Regions from separate parts of the Homo sapiens genome. Here region 2 is linked to region 1. Evidence: read pairs that join two places in POLR2A ChIA-PET (ENCODE). Cell type or tissue: endothelial cell of umbilical vein. All regions are shown on one strand. Each heading gives the region's core, and the rest is flanking DNA. Links, peaks and the distances in the headings are about the cores only.

What was found. ChIA-PET counts read pairs that join two places held together with the same protein. Peaks named below come from ENCODE experiments on the same cell type or tissue, not always from the same donor. Only the 100,000 strongest peaks of a DNase experiment are listed, where the experiment ranks them.
Region 2: POLR2A ChIA-PET joins it to region 1 with 5 read pairs; 7 of 35 experiments call an interaction of 5 or more read pairs at or near these places.

What each region holds. Positions count from the first base shown.
Region 1 is chr5:65,472,943-65,476,455 of GRCh38, forward strand. ADAMTS6 (ADAM metallopeptidase with thrombospondin type 1 motif 6) reads right to left here. Exons shown (of 25, transcript NM_197941.4): 2 at 635-1,010. The coding sequence starts at 731. Among named protein-coding and RNA genes, the nearest start is that of ADAMTS6, 7.2 kb to the right of the region's middle. In endothelial cell of umbilical vein, for the core only: no CTCF peak of the experiment used is centred there; DNase peaks (open chromatin) are centred at 1,439 and 2,489; H3K27ac peaks cover 2,500 bases.
Region 2 is chr5:65,285,751-65,288,757 of GRCh38, forward strand. The region is part of intron 11 of ADAMTS6 (ADAM metallopeptidase with thrombospondin type 1 motif 6); the gene reads right to left. Among named protein-coding and RNA genes, the nearest start is that of ADAMTS6, 190 kb to the right of the region's middle. In endothelial cell of umbilical vein, for the core only: no CTCF peak of the experiment used is centred there; no DNase peak of the experiment used is centred there.

The sequences.
Region 1 (3,513 bases), core at 404-2,903:
GGTATGCCTCTCAATAATTCTATAAGGACTGGACTGGTCCATGGAAAACAAAATGACATTTACTCCTGGGCCTGCTTTGTTAAGATCATTTCTACGATATAAAGCTCAATTCTATAGATTAAAATTATAAAGATTAGAATGTGAAAAGTTGCACTTCTTACAGTTCTCATTCTTACACTCAGATTCTAGTCTTTAGATCAGAACTCTCAGGTTTGCAAAAGTATTTTTTCACAAAGGGTCCATATTAAAAGGGTCCTGTATCATAATTTATCTGGTTTCTTCTTCCACAGCATAAATGTTTGGATTCTCTTTGAACATGTCCTTGCCCATAAACTCTAGTAATGAACAAGCTTATTAAAGTTTAAGTTTCAGAAGAACAAGGCCTGGGGTCTATCATTTTCCAAGAAAGACCAGTCAACTCTAAAATCCACGGGATGTTAAATACTAGTAGGACAAGTTAAACGACGCATAGCCCTTAACATTTATGAAACTAATACCGAATTGACACAGTAGGCCTCTATTCCTATCACTACATATCCCAAAAAAAACTATCCACCCAAACTAAATATGCAGAATCTTTTCTTGTCCAATTAATAGCAATATTTTTTGTCAGTTTCAAAAGCAAGAATCCTACCTTGAGAACTGTATGAAAGCCTGTGGTCACTATGAAATTCCGATGAAGCCATGATGAGGCTCAAAATCCAGGTCAACGTCTTCCACAAAATTTCCATAATTTAGAAAACTGGATGATTTTTTTGAGGGCTACCTATGTGCTAAAGAGTCAATACCATACCAAAATCGAAGCATAACAATTTTATTTCTTTAAAACTTCTTGCAAATTAGTTATTGGATGTTCCACTGTTTAAGAGCCACTTTTATCCAACATCCTGCACTTTCTTCTATATCTGGATTCATTTTCTCAATCCAAAATGAAAAAAATAATGATGGTAAAAGTTTTCATAAGCAAAGCATTAGGCTGATTAGTTACTAAAGTATGGCCATTTTTTAACCTAGAAAAAAAAAAATTTAAGTTAACTGAAAAATATCCAGAATGGAAAAATCCAAGTCCTATATAGTACTGAATCCTTGCCAAAAGACATAACTACAAAATAATATAGTTAAATTAGACCATTGTTAGTCTTTATAGTCTAAATAAACATTCACAAGATTAGACACAGAATTAGAGACCAAAATGGTTATCAGCATAATGCCAGAGTTACTTAATAATCAAATAAGGAATCTAAAGAGAAATCATAATTCTTTTTTAAAAACTTTGAAGATAACAATGATGGGCAATGAGTTAACTTCCTTTTGATAAAATAAAATCGGCTGACTTCACTACTTCAGTTCATTATATGTGACAAACAATATGTAATCCCATTCCATAACATGCCTTTTAAACACACTCATATCCAGATATTGTTGTGTTGCTTTATAAGGCACCTATCATTTTTTTTTCTGACAAAGTAGATCTACAAATAGTGACATTTAGCAGCCATCTGTGAATACTAAGACAGTATCAGAAGCTAAACTTCTAAAAAGTTGAACTGTATGTACTATAACCCTTGACTTTACTCGGAAGTCTTATGTGACTTATAAGGCAACTCGTGAGTCAATTTCAACTCTCTGAAATGTAACTTAAAAGAAAATTTTAAAACTTCATTTCAAGTATTACAACAGATTTCAAGTCCTAGCTCATGTACTTTACATGCAACTAACAACCTCACTCAGAGTCTCCATTCACACTTGATACAGAATAGTATATTTGGCTGCCTGGTTTCCCCGCATACAGCAGATCAGAAGAAGAAAATAACTAAGAGCTAAAAACTAGCCACAAACAGCCAAACTGTGACCAAAAAAAAAAAAAAAAAAAAGGATAAAAAACGAAAATGTAGTTTTAGAACCCCAAAGTAATATAGTTTGGGGTAGAGGCAAATGGGTCTTACATAGTTTAACAGTTCCTATTGTATGTATAACTGTGTTATATAGTTCAATATCTGATACTCATAACACTATGCCTGAGTCCAAAATAAGAAGATAAATGCGTTTAATAAGGTAAGTTACTGTTAGTAAGTTAGGAAAGTACACAAAAGAGATTAGAAAGATTTTCATTCCAAATCCCTAATATATGAAATTTTCACATAATAAATTCTTACTATATATTTGTTGGTTGAAAAAAATGGATGAGTAAAAGAATGAATAAATGAATAGTGGTTAAAATAAAATCACTTTAGGCATATAAAAAGTATTTGTAGTTAACTGTAAAATTAACTTATGTGAAACACTTCATTCCCTACGGTGATAGAAATATTGGTATATACAACATATAAAACAACAACAGCCATTTAAATCCCTTACATTTGTCTCTACAAGTTATTAAACTGCTAAGCCTTGGAAAAGCTAATTCATTAATCAACAAATATTGTCCTACTATGTTTAAAAGATGATGTTATAACAACATCAGAATACAGAAAAGGATTAAGGGAAACAGAAAAGATTAAGATTCAATCCTTGCCCTTGGAGAGCTCATAATCTAAGTAACAAGGAAAAATGTAAGGCAGACTGACAAATGCCGTAATAAGGTCGTGCAAAGTTGTTGCAGGAGATCAGATGAGGGAGATGACTTCTGGGTCAGAGAAGAATGAATCAAGGAATGTTTATGGAAAAAGCATTTCAGATAGATCCCGGAAGACGAATACAATTTTACAAGTCAAATTGCTGGAGGTAATCATTACAAATAGAAGAAATGCATTCCACAAAGTCTAGATAACCAGAAAAAAATGGGAAATAGTAAACAATATTAGTAATAATAGCAATAGCAAATTTTGTTCCTGTGCAAAAAAACTAACAGGTAATAACCAGAAAGGTAGTTTAAGATCAGACCAAAAATAAAAAACTTTAATACATATTGCTTCTTTTAATCTCCAAAACCATCTTGTGAAGTAAATATACTCTGCCCCTGTGGCAGTGTAGACTCTGATGAGCCCAATAATCTGGCTTCCTCATATCCATTCCCTTGCTCCCCTCCTCTTAATTTGATTCTAACCAATAGAATACCTCAACACTGAGGGGATGTCACTTTCGTTATTACATACAAAAGATTCTGACTTCCATCTGCTAGCCACATCTTTCCCTAATTGGTTTAGATGAAGCAAGCAAGCTGTCATTTGTTGAGGCCCACATTGAAGAAACTGAGAGCAGCCTCTGATATAACTAACAAGGAACTAAGGCCCTCAGTCCAACAGCATGCAAGAAACTAAATCCTGTTCAGTAATAGGTGAGCTTAGAAACAGGTTTTTCCCCAGTCAAGCCTTCTGTAAAGACCCTAGTCCTTGCCAACACTTTGTGGCTCATGAGATACCCTAAAGCTGAGGACATAACCCCTAGATTCCTGACCCAGAGAAACTGTGTGATAATAAATGTGTATTGTTTTAACTCACTAAGTTTGTGGTAATTTGTTACACAGCAATTGATAACTAATACAGCCACCAATTCACAAATAAAGAAGCTGAA
Region 2 (3,007 bases), core at 1-2,500, 190 kb before region 1:
GTGGATGTACAATATTAAGTAATGTTGTTAGAAAAGGCCTCATTTACATGATCACACTTAATAAGTAACCAAATAAGCAACATGATTATGGATTTCTAAAAGTGCTATGAAAGTAATAAACAGTATAATGTGAAACAGAGTAACTGAGGAAAGCCTTTTTAATAGCGAATGATCAGACAGAAGGCCTGTCGGAAGAGAAACTGGCATTTGAGCTGAGACTGAAGAGTGAAATTGAGTCAGTATGTGCGCCTTGGAATATCTTAACATGCTCCCCAAAGTACAAAAGGTTCAGATTCTCCTAAAGCAGTACCAGCATTATCAGCTATACCGAAATGTTATCACGGATGACAGAGGTTCATAGAGGAAATGAAAACATTTATTGAATGTCATGTGCCAGGTAAATAAAAGACAATTTGCATGCTTGTCATACCTTTTTGCTGTCTGAAGTTTACAAGAACAACCTGGCTGCTGTTCGCTGAAAAAAGTGCCCAAAACTGAGTAAAATCTATTAATGGTCAATTTTAGGTCATAGTAATAGTTTATGGTGAACAGATTTTTTTTTATTTAAAATATTCTGATAAAAATATGCTGTTCCATCCATCATGACACCATGTATTAGCTCATGTGTTCCCATTTATGGTTCAGGATATATGGCCTACTGATAAAACATTCTTCAGTTCTACATTTAAAATAAGCAGTAACATGTACAACACACTATTATGCATTTATGTGCTAACATTTAAGTCTATGTAAACAGTGACAAACTTCATAGACAATAAAAATTTCCCATAAATAAACAAAGCTATGATGTCTATAAAATTTCTTTGATTTTGTGGTCTTAAATCTACCTGTAGATGAACAATCAGCTCTTAATAATTAACAGTAAATTATGTACTGGATATTGTTAACCTATACTGAACCATTAAGTGTACTGGAAAACAATAATTGAGATTTGATTTAAGTGACAGAATAAAGAAATAAAGAGCTAAAGCTGAGGCTGAGCCTTGAATTAATCTATGCTTTTTGGGAAGCAGTCAAAAGATTACCCACAGCCCCTACATTATATAGGCTCATTAGTGACTTCCTTCCTACGTTTAAACTTATTGTTATTACTGCAGTATGCTTTTTGATAATTCAGTTTTTGTAATTCTTTTCTAATAAAAAAGAGATTAATGGAAAATGGAAGAGACAACAGATTCTCCAGAGTTTTACAGGAAAGAGCTTATTACTCTAAAAAGCCAAAGAAACATTTCTTGGACATACTGATACTGCTGTTTTATTTGCAATGTATTTTCATCCAGGAATCATCCAAGGCCCCTTAGAAACCTACAACAGAGCTAGCAGATATTTTTAGATGATCTGGTAAGAATCTAGCTTTGCAGGTACCTTGAAGACGTCCTATCTTTTTATATAAGGTAAAAGAAAAGAAATTCACTTAAATCCAGGACTCAAGAGTTTCAGACATCTGATAACTTATGACCCTAAAAAATGACTTTAGAGAAGGTCCCCCGACCACCTCTCCCCCAAAAAAGACGGGGACAGGACTTTAGAGAAGATTTTTAGTAACAGACATTACCTGATAAAAATTTAATAACAAGTGTCTTGTAAAACAAAATACATCTGCTACCTGTGTTTCATTAACATAATTACTATTCCTAATAGAAAACAGAACTGACATCAATTAGGACTTTATTTATTTATTTATTTACTTTGGAGTAGGTATATCACATTCTGTATTTTTAGTTTCCTCACCTATAAAATATTATATAATAATTATGATTTGTTTGTTTGTTTTTTGAGATGGAGTTTTGCTCTTGTTGCCCAGGCTGGAGTGCAGTGGCACAATCTCAGCTCACTGCAACCCCCGCCTCCTGGGTTCAAGCCATTTTCCAGCCTCAGCCTCCCGAGTAGCTGGGATTACAGGCATGTGCCACCACGCCTGGCTAATTTTGTATTTTCAGTAGAGACAGGGTTTCTCCACGTTGGTCAGGCTGGTCTCGAACTCCCAACCTCAGGTGATCCACCTGCCTTGGGTTCCCAAAGTGCTGGGATTACAGGCGTGAGCCACCGTGCCTGGCCAATAATTATGATTTTTATCAACTCAATCTGAAGTAGCTCAGAAAAAAAGTCACTACATAAATACCAGAAACTATATATCATTTATAGAATACTGCATTATACAACTATATTACTCTGTATATTGTACTGTACTGTTTTGTTCTTTGTATTTACAGCCATTACAACCTCCTCACAACTTCTATAGGAATTTAAGAACACTTGAAAAATAAGAAAAGATGATATGCAAGAATAATAGTGAAAAATGTTGCCCTGAGTAAAATAAAACAGAAAAATTTTCATGTAAATTTCCAAACATAACTAACATGTATATTAATGAACCTACTCACTAAGAATTCAGGCAAGATTTTTCATAACTACAGATGTAATCATTGGTAACCCAGCAATGACTACTTTATGGCCAAGTGGAAGAGATGGAAAGCTGATCACTTCTGCAGTATAGATCCTTCGGTAGTTCTTTTTTTTTCTTTTTTCTTTTTTTCTTTTCTTTTCTTTTTTTTTTTTTTAAGATGGAGTCTCCCTCTGTAGCCCAGGCTGGACTGGAGTGCAGTGGCACTATCTCGGCTCACTGCAACCTCCGCTTCCCGGGTTCAAGTGATTCTCCTGCCTCAGACTCCTGAGTAGCTGGGACTACAGGCGTGCACCACCACGCCCAGCTAATTTTTGTATTTTTAGTAGAGATGAGGTTTCACCATGTTAGCCAGGATGGTCTTGATCTCCTAACCTCTTGATCCACCCACCTCGGCCTCCCAAAGTGGTGGGATTACAGGCGTGAGCCACCACACCTGGCCCATTCTGTAGTTCTTTAAAATCTTTCCTGACATCATGAGAGACCTGCTAGTTGAAAGAGGAATCATTTCATGATTTTTCAACACCAGATGTATCTCCTCTCAAAAATTCTAAAATATTCTCCTAAGTCTACAGCAACTGT